Linked DNA regions of Mus musculus: all the other regions are linked to region 1. The links are chromatin contacts, found by POLR2A ChIA-PET in ENCODE. All regions are on one chromosome and are shown on one strand. The core of a region is the stretch at or near the end of the contact, and the rest is flanking DNA. Distances in the headings are between cores, read along the strand shown. Region 1 holds the start of Tef (thyrotroph embryonic factor). Region 2 holds the start of Pmm1 (phosphomannomutase 1). Region 3 holds the start of Desi1 (desumoylating isopeptidase 1).

Region 1 (4,265 bases), core at 531-3,030:
GTCTGAAGACAATTTTTGATTTAGTCCCTCCTGCCATCACATGGTATGCAGAGATTGAACTCTGGTTGTCAGACTTGGCAGCAATCACCTTTACCCCATGAGCCATCTTGCTCATCCAGCTTTTCTTTTCTAGAGTTTCATATGTTGCTTCATTTTCTTGGAGTCACTCTTTCAGATTTACTGCTAAAAACCTCTAGGCCAGTTTCTCCTAAAGAGATCCTAGATACATAAGATTCCTCCTGACAGGTCTGCAACGCCTGGGTTTCCTGTGCAGTTTCCTTTCTCCACACTGGATTTATATCCATCAATTTTGATTAAATTAGGAAAGATATTTGCATGGGAACACCGTAGGCTACATCCTGCTTTCTCCCCATTTGACAAAAAGGAGAACAGACTGGAGAAATGGAACAATGGGCTAGAGGATTCAGGTTCAGAAAACGATCAACATCACAAAATCTTGTATTTTAGATTCACAGTCCATCACTCTATTCCTAAGGCTACCCAACGTCCTTTAGCCGCTTCCTTTGGGCTTACTCAGCTAAATTTCTTTTTCCTCAGGTCCTAACACAATCCATGCGCTTCTAGCTGTCTATTGTGGTGTTCTGTAACTACCGCATGAACCACAGGCTGCCTTTCCGCCAGACTCAGCTCCTCCTTCCGAGGCAGGGAGCCATGGGAGGGACGGAGGGACAGAGTATAAACAAGCCAAGTCCCTGCCCCTCTGGGAGCTTAATCCCTGAGCGTCTAGTATTGTCTGGGCTTGAAGCCGAGTATGACTTGTACTGCAAAGAGGTACAAAGTTCTGCGAGCCATCTTGAAGGTTTGCACACCCCTTCACGGCTCACAGGTTTCCTAAGGAACCCAGAAACTATGTTTTGTTTTGCTTTTGACTCTAGTTCAATGTTGAATTTTTAAGACTGAGGAAATGGGCTCCCGTGGAGCAACTGGATAATTCCCAAGGTCACAAGCGAGCAGCTAGTAGTACGGAAGTCTGTCCGGACCCTGGTTCGTGGATAGGTTTCAAGAATGCGCTCTCCGTACTAGTGTTTATTCTGCAACCACGCCCGCTCCCAATCCCTAAATCAGTGGGCAACCTGACACCCGCTGAAGCAGCGGAGCTTGGGACCCGCCTGCCCTCCGCTAACCTCGCGCGGAGCGTGGGAGGAGCGCTGGCTGGCTACCCACGTCCCAGTCCCCTTACCCCCGGGCAGAGTCCGCCAAACAACACAACAGGCCAGTCCTGGCTAGGCCTAGGCCAGAGCCAGCCCCGCCCCTCTCCGCCCCTCTCCGCCCCTCCGCGCCGCAGCCGCACGTGCAGAGCCTCGTGCAATCGCGCCGGCCCCGCCCTCTTGCCCCATTGGCTGCCGCGAGCCTTTCCCTCACTGCCCCGCCCCGCGAGGCTCCGCATCTGCTGCCGCTCCACGTGACCCTCGGGGCTGGGCCGTCGCGCCCCGCTCCGCCTTCCTCTGAGGTGGCTTCTCCGAGGGAAGGAGAAAAAGGAGGCTGCGATGAGGTGGGAGGAAACCTGTAGTCACGAAAGTGGTGGCGAAAGGGACGCGACTGACCAAAAAAGAACAGGGGGGCTCCGCAGAAGGGCCCGACGCTCCCGGGCAGGCGGAGCGATACTCCTCACCTGGCCCAGCACGTGTCTACATCGTTTGGTTCTCACAGCCAATCCTAGCCTGAAGAGCTGTGCCCGCCCTTACGCAGCGCGCACCAATCGGAAGCCACGCTATGGGACCGCTGGCCTGGCCTTATGAATAATGAATGAGACGGAACCAGTCCGCGGGAGGGGTGCGGATGGAGAGAGGTGGGGGTGCAGTAGCGCGTCTGCGCAGTGCTGCCCGTGTCAGCAGCTGCGGCGGGTCGAGCCGCTCCGGCCCGTCTCGGGGTGCGGGCGGGGGAGGCGAGGCGCACGAGTGGGGCGCAGGGCACGATGTCCGACGCGGGCGGCGGGAAGAAGCCGCCTGTGGAGCCTCAGGCGGGGCCGGGCCCGGGGCGTGCAGCTGGAGAACGGGGCCTGTCGGGCTCCTTCCCTCTGGTCCTGAAGAAGCTGATGGAGAACCCCCCGCGCGAGACGCGCCTCGGTGAGGGGGGGGGGCTCGCGCGTGTCTGGGGGCGGGGTTTCTGTAAAGGCGGGGCCTTGTGGGGGCGGGCCGGCCCGGGCCGGGTCAGAGGTCAGGGTGAAGCGGTCCAGTGGTGTGGTGTTTATGCGGGCCCGGGCATGACTAGGGGCCTGCTGGACTAGGCCTCTAGCCCAGAGAGAAAGTCAGGGGGTGATCTGGAAAGGACAAGTCAACAGAACTTTGCAAGGAAGCCGCCACTTAGAGGGGGCTCCAGTGGGGCCGCCTGCATCCAAATCCTGAGGATACTGCTTGCCTTCAAATGCGGGTTCCTGGACCTCACCTAGTCTGCGGATCTTGAGACAGAGCGTGTATTTTAAGAAACACTCCACTGCACCCTCGTGGGTGCAGAGTTCACCACCAAAGTTTGAGAGGCCCTGATCAGTATAGCAGATGGCCTTTGTATGTCTTTGGTCCGTCCTGGAGGAAGACGATTCCTCCTCTCTACGAGTGGACAGTGAGCAGGTCCACGGTGGTGCTTTACTGGAAATGCATCCCTGGGAGGTGTGGATGGAGGAGGCAATTTGAGATGAGGGTCGGTAGTGTCTCCCAGTTGTTTTTAAATCAAAGCCTGGTTTAAAAAAAAATTAAGGGAATGAAGGCTGGGCAAAGTAGGGCTGTGATGAGGGTTAGAATGTGGCCACTCAGGTCCTTCTCCTGGTTGATTGTTGGGAATCACAATAGCAGGACCGGGCTTCATCGAATTGCCCAGGCCACAAGAGTCCCTGGGGCCTGGTGTGGAAAGCAGACTTGGCCTGGGTATTTGGCCTGGAAGAGCAGCAGGACTGCCACCTATTGTGGGGTTTTAGGTCCATTGATGTGTGCTTTCAGTCTGAGATCTTCAGATTTCCAAGAGCTCAGCTTAATTAGGGTATCTGGGAAGGACTTGGCTGTTTGTGGATTGCTTGTATCAGGGATCTCATTTCCCTTTCTAAAATGCTGTTGTTTCTTTCCTTGGGTGTGTTCTGGGGCTGCTGTGCTTATGGTTGTCCCTGTTACGTTATAAATAGCTTCTGCTCATCAGGTGAGGCTAGATTCTCTCCTCCTGCCTCAGGACCTCATGTGCACAAACGCTTTTGTTTGTATGAAGGTGATGACTCCATCCAGATCTGAGTGTAAGACAAACTGCAAGGGCTGGTGCTCACATCTGGCAGCTCTTGCCTAAGCTCACCAGAGAGGACCAGGCCATACTGGGGTTTTGCTTTGCATTTGCCCACACTCACAAAGCATTTTGACATAGTCTTATCTTGTTTGGGTTACTACCTCTCCACTTCTAGGTGAGGAAAGTTGAGACTCCTGAGAGGCATAGATGGTTTCTCAAGGTCACATGGGTGGGCCTTCTGGCTCTTGGTTTGGTGTTCTTTCTGTTGTATGAAACTGACAAACCACTGGTGTCAGTCCCTGTGATTTAAGTCCTGGACACGTCGGTCATTTACCTTTTGAAATTAATTTAAAACTTGACCTTACAAACACTGGATTGTGATAGCCTGACTGATTGTAGTGGTGCTTGTTTGCAATCTCAGCACTGGAGAGGTAGAGGCAGGGGGACCACTAGTTCAAGGTCATCCTCTGATGCACATCAAGTTTGAAGTCACCCCGGATTTCATGACCCTATCTCAGAAAATCAGGAAAAAAAATGTTTTAATTGCTTTAGTCAGGCAAAATGAGGAACTTCCTGTTGCTTGTCCTTCTGTCAAGCTGCTTTTTATCTCCTTGCTTCTCTTACCTCTTTTGATCCCAAGTGACCCCACCCGACTGGTCCAGTCGTTTCTGAACAGAATGTGGACTCAGAGAGACCATCTGGCCCACCCAGCCCATAGGCTGGGAGTTTTGTTGCCTCCCAGTTGTTTTTAAATCAAAGCCTGGTTTTAAAAAATTAAATTAAAAAGGCAGCCATAAGAATTGATGTTAAATCATATTACAAGCTATGAGCAAGTTGTGCTTATGAGAATCTCCAACTCACGGGGTCTGGTCATTGTTCTTGGACTAATGGCTCCCTTTTGGCTGTCTGCTCTTGGGACCCAAGCATGGCTGGTTTTCCTCCAACATAATAATATTTGATGTGTCTCTCTTTTTTTTTTTACTTCTAAATCCAGGGTTCAAAGTTGTCTCCTTCAATTTTGAAAACCTATTATGAACGTG
Region 2 (4,563 bases), core at 1,591-4,090, 150 kb after region 1:
TTCACAGGTGACCTCAAGTGATGTGTCTGTCGTAGAAACCCAGAAATGCGCTAAATAGGGTTGGGCACATGTCTAAAGTGCCTGTGGTCTTGGGTTGGAAACAAAAGGTATGTAAACAACATAAAAAACACATATGAGGTTCAATGAGCGGGCTTGGTGAGTGGAGGAACCTGCCTTGAGGTTTAACAACCTGACTTCAGGGCTGGAGAGATGGCTCAGTGGTTAAGAGCCCTGACTGCTCTTCCAGAGGTCCTGAGTTCAATTCCCAGCAACCACATAGTGATTCACAACCATCTGTAATGGGGTCTGATGCCCTCTTCTGTCTGGTGTGTCTGAAGACAGCAATAGTGTACTTATAATCATAAAATAAATAAATACATCATTTTTTTAAAAAAAGAGATTTAAAACACAAACAGATTTTGTGTGTCCGGGTGGCTCCTGATGCCTAATAACAACTCATTACGCACATGCTCAGTATGTGAAAAACATCCAAACCTGCAAACATCTCTGGTAGCAAATCTTTCAAATAAAAGATTCTTCACTTGCCCAAGGCAAAGAGACCTCAGAAGTTCTACCTGCTTAGCTCTGGCTCATGTATCTGAGCAAGAGGCCTTAAGCAGAGGGCTCTGCCTTTCTGTGCCCCATTTCCCGTTTTACAACATGTCTGCCACACCAGGAGCCACTTTAAGGGGACCACAGTAGCCATTAAATGAAATAACGTGCCCAAAGTATAAAAGGATTCTCCACCAAGGAAATTTGAACAAGTGAATCGGAATTCAAACTTCCATATATTCAGATATCAGAGACTCTAGCTAGCTAGCGACAAGGGGAGAGAAGAAACGGGAACTCTGGCCCCCACAAAAACATAAGTTGGTGCAACTGTTTTGAAAGTATTTGGCAACATCTACTGACACCTCTCATGTCCATCCCCTGTCCACTAGCATTTCAGCTTCTCTGCTCCTTGGGGTATGGTTTGTAATAGTGAAATACTGGCTGCAAGCAACTCTTATGCTTATCTGCCAGACAGTGACACATACTTCCTTGGAAACATTACCAGACCAGGGCACAGATAAAGCCAGATCTGTGCTTCCAACGGGGCAAGGTCTTAAAGCATGCTGTTTATGGTCTAAAGGAACTTGCAGGATACCATAAGCAGGATAATGCCAAGTCAGAAACAGAGCCTCACAAAATCATGTCTAGTATGTGCTGTGGGCAAAGCAATTGAGATAAAGGGGCTCCAGTATACTACCTCGAGGATGGGGGCTGGGCCTGGGATACTGGCGAGGTTCGAAGTGGTCTTTAGCCTTTAAAGTTTTCATTACTTACATGTATAATTAAAAATTAGCTTTGGAAAGCATTAAACTGCAGGGCAGTGGTGGCGGATGCTTTTAATCCCAGCACTTGGGAGGCAGAGGCAGGCAGATTTCTGAGTTCGAGGCCAGCCTGGTCTACAGAGTGAGTTCCAGGGCAGCCAGGGCTATACAGAGAAACCCTGTCTCAAAAAAACCAAAACAAGAAAAAAGAAGAAGAAAAAAAAAAGCATTAAGCTTTTCTAGTAAGCATTAAGTCTGTCTAGTAGTAGACAAATTGACAGGCGGTTCTTGTTCAGGCCTTGCCAAGTCAGTGCAGCACAAGGATCAGGCATGCCTAGGCTAGACCACCTCCTTTCCAATCCTGCATCTTCCTGATCCACCTCTGCTGGATGGAAAGAAAGATGCCCGATTCCTTCTGGAGAGTGGAAGGCCTACCAGGAAGCTAAGACTTAGGTTCACACGGGCTTCTGCCCAGTAGCTCGGCCCCCCACCCCCATTTCTGCTCTGATCATCCCGGTGATCCCAAAGGTAGAAGGATGGGTGAGAACGACCCAGGATGACTCGAAGGGAGAAAAACTAGGTATGGCTAAAGACTGGAGGGTGAACTATAAAGTGCAGACAGGAGAATGCACTCCCATTTTTTACAGTGCTTCTATTGTAAACAGACTAGCCCTGGGGCCTTTCACCTTCACATGGGTGGAACCAAAAGGATACCAATAACAAAAACCAAAACTCATCAGAAAAGCAGCTCTCTTTCCCTCCAACTCCAGGTGGAAGGTAAACAAACATCCTAAGAGGCTTAAGGAGCTAAACCCAGTTTTAGGCCTATGGACGCCAGAGTGCAAAGACTCAGAGATCTTCCTTGCCCTCAGTAGAGGGCGACCGTGGGCTTAGAAGCGCACGGAGCTCTGCCTGGAACGCCGCGTTCTCACGCTAGCTTGAGGACGGACTAGTTGTGCATCCTAGGGCTAAAATGGGGTAAGACCACCCCAGAGCCCAGCCTGGGCCTGTGCAAGCCTGGAACTGGGGATACCCGCCCTATCGCCCATAGACGCTCCTCCCGGAGGCTGGATACAGCATCTGCGCTCCCGGCAGGAACGTGGATGCCAACCCGCGCGGGGAGCGCTGAGGCCTGGAAGGCCGAGAGGGCCTGGGTCCCATCTCCTCGGTGACAGGAGCCGGTACCACTGCACTCCACGTTTCCGACAGGGTCGCGCAGGTGTCTGCGTTGACATGGCAGTGACGGCTTCACGCTGGGTCACGGATGCCGGCGTGACTCTGGGCGGGAGCTTTGGAACCTCGAGGCCCTTACCTGGCGAGCTGGCGTGAGGGTCCCGTCCACGTCAAACAGGCAGAGGATGCGCTCTTTCCTGCGGGCGCCCTCGACGGCGACTGCCATGGCTGTAGCTCCGCGCGCCAAGCGCTGTCGCTGCAGCCACCGCCAGGGTCGCGTGCGACAGAGGCCGGGCGGGGCCGGGGCGGGGCCAGCTGCGCAGCACGGGGAGGAGCAGTGGCCATCGGCCCTCCCGCGAGGGGGCGGGGCCTGCGGCGCCGAAAGAAGAGTACAGGCACCTAGGATTGAGGGGCGTGGCAGTAGGCGGGGTCAGAGTCCTCGTACCCGACGGAGATAGGAACCGGCGGGAAAAGGGGTTGAACCGGAAGACAGTGTCGGGCCAGCGGGTTGAGGTTGATCTCAGGGCGCTCCCTACGGTGGGGGGGGGGGGGGGTTGGGGGGCAAGGGCGGGACTCAGAGCCTTCTGCTTGTGATTCCCAAGGTTAGTAGGACGAAGGTATTGCCTTGTCATCTTGAGCTTGAAGTCTCAGGGAGAACCCGGCGTGCTGGCTCACCTGTGATCCAGCCCTTCTGAGGCAGAGGCCCTTATCTACAAAACAAGTTCCGGGCCAGCCAGGGCTACATACTCTGTTTTGTTTTGTTTTTTCAAAACAAGAGTTTCCCTTTGTAGCCTTGACAGCCTTGGATAAGACCCTATTTTTTAAAACAAAACAAACAACAAAAAAAGGGAGGGGGAGAGAGAGAAGGAAGAAAAGAGAAAAATATCCCATGATGGCTTTTACCTACTGTGAGAAATGTTTGTTGCTTTTTTTTTTTTTCCAATCAAAAGTAACCTACTAAGGGCCAATATGCCATAAATCTCTAACTTGTAAGCTTTTATGCGAGTCTTTTTTGTTGTGTTATTTTGTCGTGTGTGCCTGGGGTGATGTGCACTAAGTACATGCAGGAGCCCACCTAAGTCAGGATGGAAGTGAGTGTCAGATCCTCTGGACCTGGAATTACCCACAGTTGTGAGCTTCCTTGTAGGTGCTGGGTGTCAAATCCCTGATCCTCTGCAGGAGGCCAGAAGAAAGCTTCAGATTCCTAGTTCTGGAGGTACAAGCAGTTGTAAGCTGCCCAGTATGGGTGCTGAGAATTGAACTCAGGTCCTCAGTAAGAGTAATAAGTGGAGCACGCCTTTAATATCAGCACTCAGGAGGCAGAGGCAGGCGGATTTCTGATTTCGAGGCCAGCCTGGTCTACAAAGTGAGTTCCAGGACAGCCAGGACTACACAGAGAAACCCTGTCTCTAAAAAACCAAAACCAAAAAAAAAAAAAAAAAGACATCATGCCAGGAACAGATCTAGGGCAAGGTTTATTGGGGAAATGGAGTGGGAACATGAGAGGGAGAGAGAAATAAAGACAGACAGACAGACAGAATAAGCAAGTGAGAGAGAATCATGGTGTTCAGAGATGTTCAGAAGTACCTTTTTTAAAAAAGGTTTATTTACTTATATGAGTACACTGTAGCTGTCTTCAGACATACCAGAAATGGTCATCAGATGGTTGTGAGCCACCATGTGGTTGCTGGGATTTGAACTCAGGACCTTCGGAAGAGCAGCAGTGCTCTTAACCGCTGAGCCATCTCTCCAGCCCCTTTCTATATCTTTTTGTCATTTTTAAAAAGATTTATTTATTGATTATATGTAAGTACACTGTAGCTGCCCCCTTTCTGTCATTCTTTCTTTTTTTTTTTTTTTTTTTTTTTTGAGACAGAGACAGAGTTTCTCTGTATAGCCCTGGCTGTCCTAGAACTCACTTTTTAGACCAGGCTGGCCTTGAACTCAAAAATCTGCCTGCCTCTGCCTCCCAAGTGCTGGGATTACAGGCATGTGCCACCACTGTCTGGCATTGACTTTTTAAATTTTTTTTGTTTGTTTGTTTTTGTTTTTTTGAAACAGGGTTTCTCTGTATAGT
Region 3 (4,702 bases), core at 2,176-4,675, 200 kb after region 1:
CGTGGATCTCTGTGAGCTCAATGCTAACCTGCTCTACAAAGCAAGTCCAGGACAGCCAGGGCTACACAGAGAAACCATCTTGAAAAACAAATGAACAAATAAACAGTCAAATACATTTAGGAATGAGAAATCACTATATGGAAACTAACTGAATTAGAGCAACTTTAAGGTCAGTGGTGAAAGGGAAGAACAGAAAGGCGATGCCTATTTTCTACTTTCTTTGGTTTTAATACTTTAGCGCGCGCGTGCGCGTGTGCGTGTGCGCACTCATATGTATCTTTAGCTTTACAAAGTAATGACTATGACTTTCCCTAACTCTTTGTTTTACAAAGTGAATAAAAACACTACAGGAAAAAGGAGAATTAAGTTTGTAGGTGAGGCTGTGATCTCTGATAGGCCAAATTCGTGAAGTTTCGTGTTTGGCTGGTGCCTTTTGGAGCCATCACATCTATTTAAAGGGACAGAGGGGCTAGCCATGGAGCTCAGCGGTAGACTGCTTGCCTAGAGTACTCGAAGCACCTGGGTTCAAGGCCCAAACGCTAGGGTGGCGAGTCTAATACATCACCTGCCTGCCTTACTTCTTTCTTTACTACCACCCTGCACATAGGCAAATTTCAGCCCCAACAGCCAGGCTTTCCGGCTCCAGATCTTGGCTGGTCAACCCTTTTATCTACAACACTAACTCCCTCATCACTCTTATGGAGGGCTGCTTCTTCCTCATCCTGTATTTCCAGCCTAAAAGCCACAGCTTCTGAAACTCAAAATGAGTCTCTCATATTATTTCCTACCTTGCATTCAACACAGATCACGTTTGTTATTTTACACACACACACACACACACACACACACACACAATTTCCTACACTAGCTAGCTCCATGTCTGCAAACATCTTTTCCCAGTCTACCCAGCTTTGTTAAACATTAACACACTAAACATCAGCACTTGCCTAAGCACTTATTTGTTTAATGAAACAACAATATCTAGTGTCTCTTTCAGCTAAAAACATAATTATTAGGTTTTAGGACCAATATAAAAATCAGCCTGGGGGTGGGGTAGCAAGGTGGCACTGACTGTTCTTCTGAAGGTCCTGAGTTCAAATCCCAGCAACCACATGGTAGCACATAACCACCCATAATGAGATCTGACGACCTCTTCTGGTGCTTCTGAAGACAGCTACAGTGTACTTATGTATAATAATAAAAAATACCTTTTTGAAAAAAAAAATCAGTCTGGAGGGCGCTTTATGGGTCAAGGAAACAAACGATGCCTCTCTGTGATAAAACTGAAGACATGGCTGCATTCCAAGGAACTTAGCTGGAACCTGACTGATATAATCTACCAATGGCTCAAACGTTCCCCAAACAAACAACAAGAAGAATGCTTGCAGGTTTTGCTTTCAGATTTGCCTTCCTTTCTTCTCAGGTGTGCGGGAGACTGAGCTCGGGCCTTGTTAAGCAAGGCCTCTACCACCGAGTCATGACCGGACCCTAACCCCCGCCAACAACCCATGACTTAGGTCCAAATCTCTCTCTAAGGATAATGGGCTGGCTACATAAAGAATGATCCAAAACACTCATTAAAAATAACATATTTCCAAAGACTCTGGCTTAGTATCTGTGAAGCATGGTTCCACAATTCGCACATGTAAGACTCACAAAATGTGCACACATTTAGTACAAAGTAGTTTAGGGCAAAGTTTCCTTCCACTCTGTCTGCTACCAGTTTCTTTGGTAGAGGAACCGTTTTGACCTGAGCTTTTTCTCTCTCTCTTCACTTCCTTTCTTCTTCTTTTATTCCCTCAGGTGTGTGTGTAGCCCAGCTTGTTGGTCTTGAACCCACAGCCCTCTTGCCTCAGCCTCCTTAGTACTAGGATCATCGGAGTGTTTCACCCAGTTGGTTCTAATACAGTTTTTTCAGCTCCCCCCACCCCATCCCATCTGACAATGTATGTTGGAAATGAATGCACTTGTTTTTTGTTTCCATGTTAGAGATCAAACCCCAGGGCTTGGAGCATGCCAAGCAGGAACTCTACCAGTGAGTGAGCAACAGCCTCAGTCAGGTATTTGTGTTTTTAACGAACATCCTAGATGATTCTGATGGGAAACCACATTTAGAAACCACTCGCTGCCCCAGGGTTAAAGGATTAGTAAGTTCAACTCAGTGACACATCACAAATGGATGTCCTCAAAACTTGCCTTGCTTCCTTGATCCCTGCCCCTTGTGTTCCTTAAGAAATAGGCCTTCCTCCAATGTCTCCAGGAAACACTATAGCTATTTATTGAATGATGCAAAACTATGTCAGTTTCAATCCCTGAAATCCATTCCTGTCCACCATTACCTGAAATGACAAGCCTGACAAATCCTATATGACAGACATTTTGGTATTTGACTTGAAGTGAAGTTGGACCTACACTGAAGGGCTCTTTTTCTCTCTCAGCATGAAACCATTTGAACTGAGCACAACCGATATCCTCACCGATACAGCATCCGGTCCTCCCCCAGAACTGCTTTCTTACCATCTGGTCAAAAGCAATTAACTGTTGAGCGAAAATTGCATCGTCGGACAGAACGTAATTAGTTCCAAGATCTGGCTCAGGGTGACCTGACTTGACCTAACCTGGAGCCGGCAAGGGCTCAAGCCTTCCACCGCTCTAGCGCTCTCTTCCCATCCACTCCAAGGACTGCAGAGGGAATTTCCTTTTGGCGCGGAGGGCAGTCGCTCCGAGGGACACCAGAGGATCTCGTCTGCAGTGTTGCTTCCACCACCAGGGACACGAGCTGGAGGTATCCTCACTTTCTCTACTTTGAGCTAAAGAAGCAGGGTTCCCTGGCTTCTTGGGGAATCCACCAAGATCAGTCGGCTAGCCCCAGTCTCTAGCTGAAGAGGAGCTTGCTCTCAGCCGGAGCGTGTGTCTCCTTGGCTTAGATCATGAAGCTGGACAGGGGTTCAGGGAATCCCACCTCACTGTCCTTGCCCTAGTGGATCTTTCCTACCACCCATGGGCCCGTCTTCCCCCACCCCCCTCGGTGGATCGCTTCCAGCGGCCACCTGCCTTCTTCCCACTGACCCCGGTCCCCTCACCCAGCATGATGGGGCTGAGCCGGCGGGCCAGGCCCTTGGACAGGTCGTACACGTAGAGCTTCACCGGATAGAGATTTGGCGGCTCCATCAGGACCCGTGGCGGCGGCCACGATGGCCCTCGGGCACCCGGCAGCGGCTTGGACCTTCCGGTACCCGACCGGGGTGGGGAGAAGAGGGAGCGGGGGACCGAGCCGGGGCCCGGCCTGAGGGCGGGGGAGAGGCGGCCCTGCGCTGCTCGCGCCCGGACACCCGCGACCGGCAACGACTACTGTGAGGTGACAGAGAGAGAGATCCCAGAGACTCCGCACGGAACAGGGGGCAGGGGCGGGGACGCACTTTCACGCATGTGCGTTCGGTGCTGACGGGTTTCGGGGGCGGAGCTTCAAGCGAGGGGCGGGGCTTTCTCTGGCCGCAAGCGTTCCAGTTTAGGGAACAGGGGGTGGAAGCGGGAAATGCGAGTGGGCGTGCCCGCTTGAAGGGTCGAAGGGCGTGTTGTGCGTGATGACGCAACGTCGCTGATTGGGCGAGAGACAAGGAGCCCGCGTGGACGTGGTGCCCACCTTCTGCTGTCCCAGTGGCTTGCCCGCCTGCGGTTAAGGTAGGTTCGCCGCACCACATGTGTTGGATGAGGCCTGCCTTGGTGGCTTGCTTGCACGCTTAGTGTCGCGCGACCCCTGGCCTCACCACGGAGCAGCGCTGTCGACCTGCAGGACCTGGGTCATGCTCCTTTCTCCCCAGAAGGCGGAACAGGACTGGTGGTTGAGCCAATCTCTAGCTGAAGGTTGGGGGAGAAATGAAGACGAATGTTTCAGCCAGAGCACCAAGTACCGTCCCAGTCCAGTTGGAGCTCGAGATAGGACCTTCAGTGCTGAGCCGCTATGTTATACCTCGCCCTCACCCCTAGCCATTTTGGTCCTGCAGCATCCTTAAGGGATAGCCAAGGGGAGGTTGTTGCAGCAATGACCCCATGCACATTTCTCTTGCCTCTCCAATGATATGGAGAGCTTTGGAGGAAGCAGGAGCCATCATTCACATTCTTTATTAGTGACCCGAGCATTTAGAACAGATCTAAAGAGAACCCAGAAGTCTGTCTGTCTGTCTCTCTTTTTTTTTCTGGTGTGTGTGGCATAGGTCCGGGTACACTGTAGGAAAGCGCATTACCACAGAGCTACCTGCCTTGGTTTTTTTTTTTTTTTTTTTTTTCATTTAAATTCATAACTTCTCTCACCTAGTGAGCAAACCAACATGTCAGAGTGGGAGTCCTACTACAAAACTGAGGGCGAGGAAGAGGAAGAGGAGGAGGAGAGCCCCGACACAGGTGGTAAGTGGCCTGTGTGGAAGATTTTCGCTGTGTACTTTTTTTTTTGCTGGGAGCACTTTATGTTGTCTGATATCCCTCCCTTTTCTCCTCAGATAATCTAAAATATTTTTTCTCCCTTTGAGTTTTACAGTTATTATTTAGATCCTATTTCACTCTATGAACATTCCTAACCCTATTTTCCTTTTTTTTTTTTTACTAACCACGATAGAGAATTTATTAATCTTCAATAAATGACTCTGTCCATGGTAATATTTGTCACTTTATTTTTTACATATTTTTGATTGTTTAAAAAAATCTA

The links. ChIA-PET counts read pairs that join two places held with the same protein, here RNA polymerase II (POLR2A).
Region 2: POLR2A ChIA-PET joins it to region 1 with 15 read pairs in embryonic stem cell. The contact joins the promoter of Pmm1 here to the promoter of Tef in region 1. POLR2A ChIA-PET finds 5 or more read pairs at or near these places in 3 of 5 experiments (Patski and embryonic stem cell).
Region 3: POLR2A ChIA-PET joins it to region 1 with 21 read pairs in embryonic stem cell. The contact joins the promoter of Desi1 here to the promoter of Tef in region 1. POLR2A ChIA-PET finds 5 or more read pairs at or near these places in 4 of 5 experiments (Patski and embryonic stem cell).

The regions. Positions count from the first base shown.
Region 1 is chr15:81,809,634-81,813,898 of GRCm38, forward strand. Tef (thyrotroph embryonic factor) reads left to right here and starts at 1,781. Exons shown (of 4, transcript NM_017376.3): 1 at 1,781-2,087. The coding sequence starts at 1,937.
Region 2 is chr15:81,958,090-81,962,652 of GRCm38, forward strand. It overlaps Pmm1 (phosphomannomutase 1), which reads right to left and starts at 2,841. Exons shown (of 8, transcript NM_013872.4): 1 at 2,626-2,841. The coding sequence starts at 2,712.
Region 3 is chr15:82,012,795-82,017,496 of GRCm38, forward strand. Desi1 (desumoylating isopeptidase 1) reads right to left here and starts at 3,426. Exons shown (of 6, transcript NM_134095.3): 1 at 3,084-3,426. The coding sequence starts at 3,171. It overlaps Xrcc6 (X-ray repair complementing defective repair in Chinese hamster cells 6), which reads left to right and starts at 3,575. Exons shown (of 13, transcript NM_010247.2): 1 at 3,575-3,681; 2 at 4,316-4,404. The coding sequence starts at 4,329.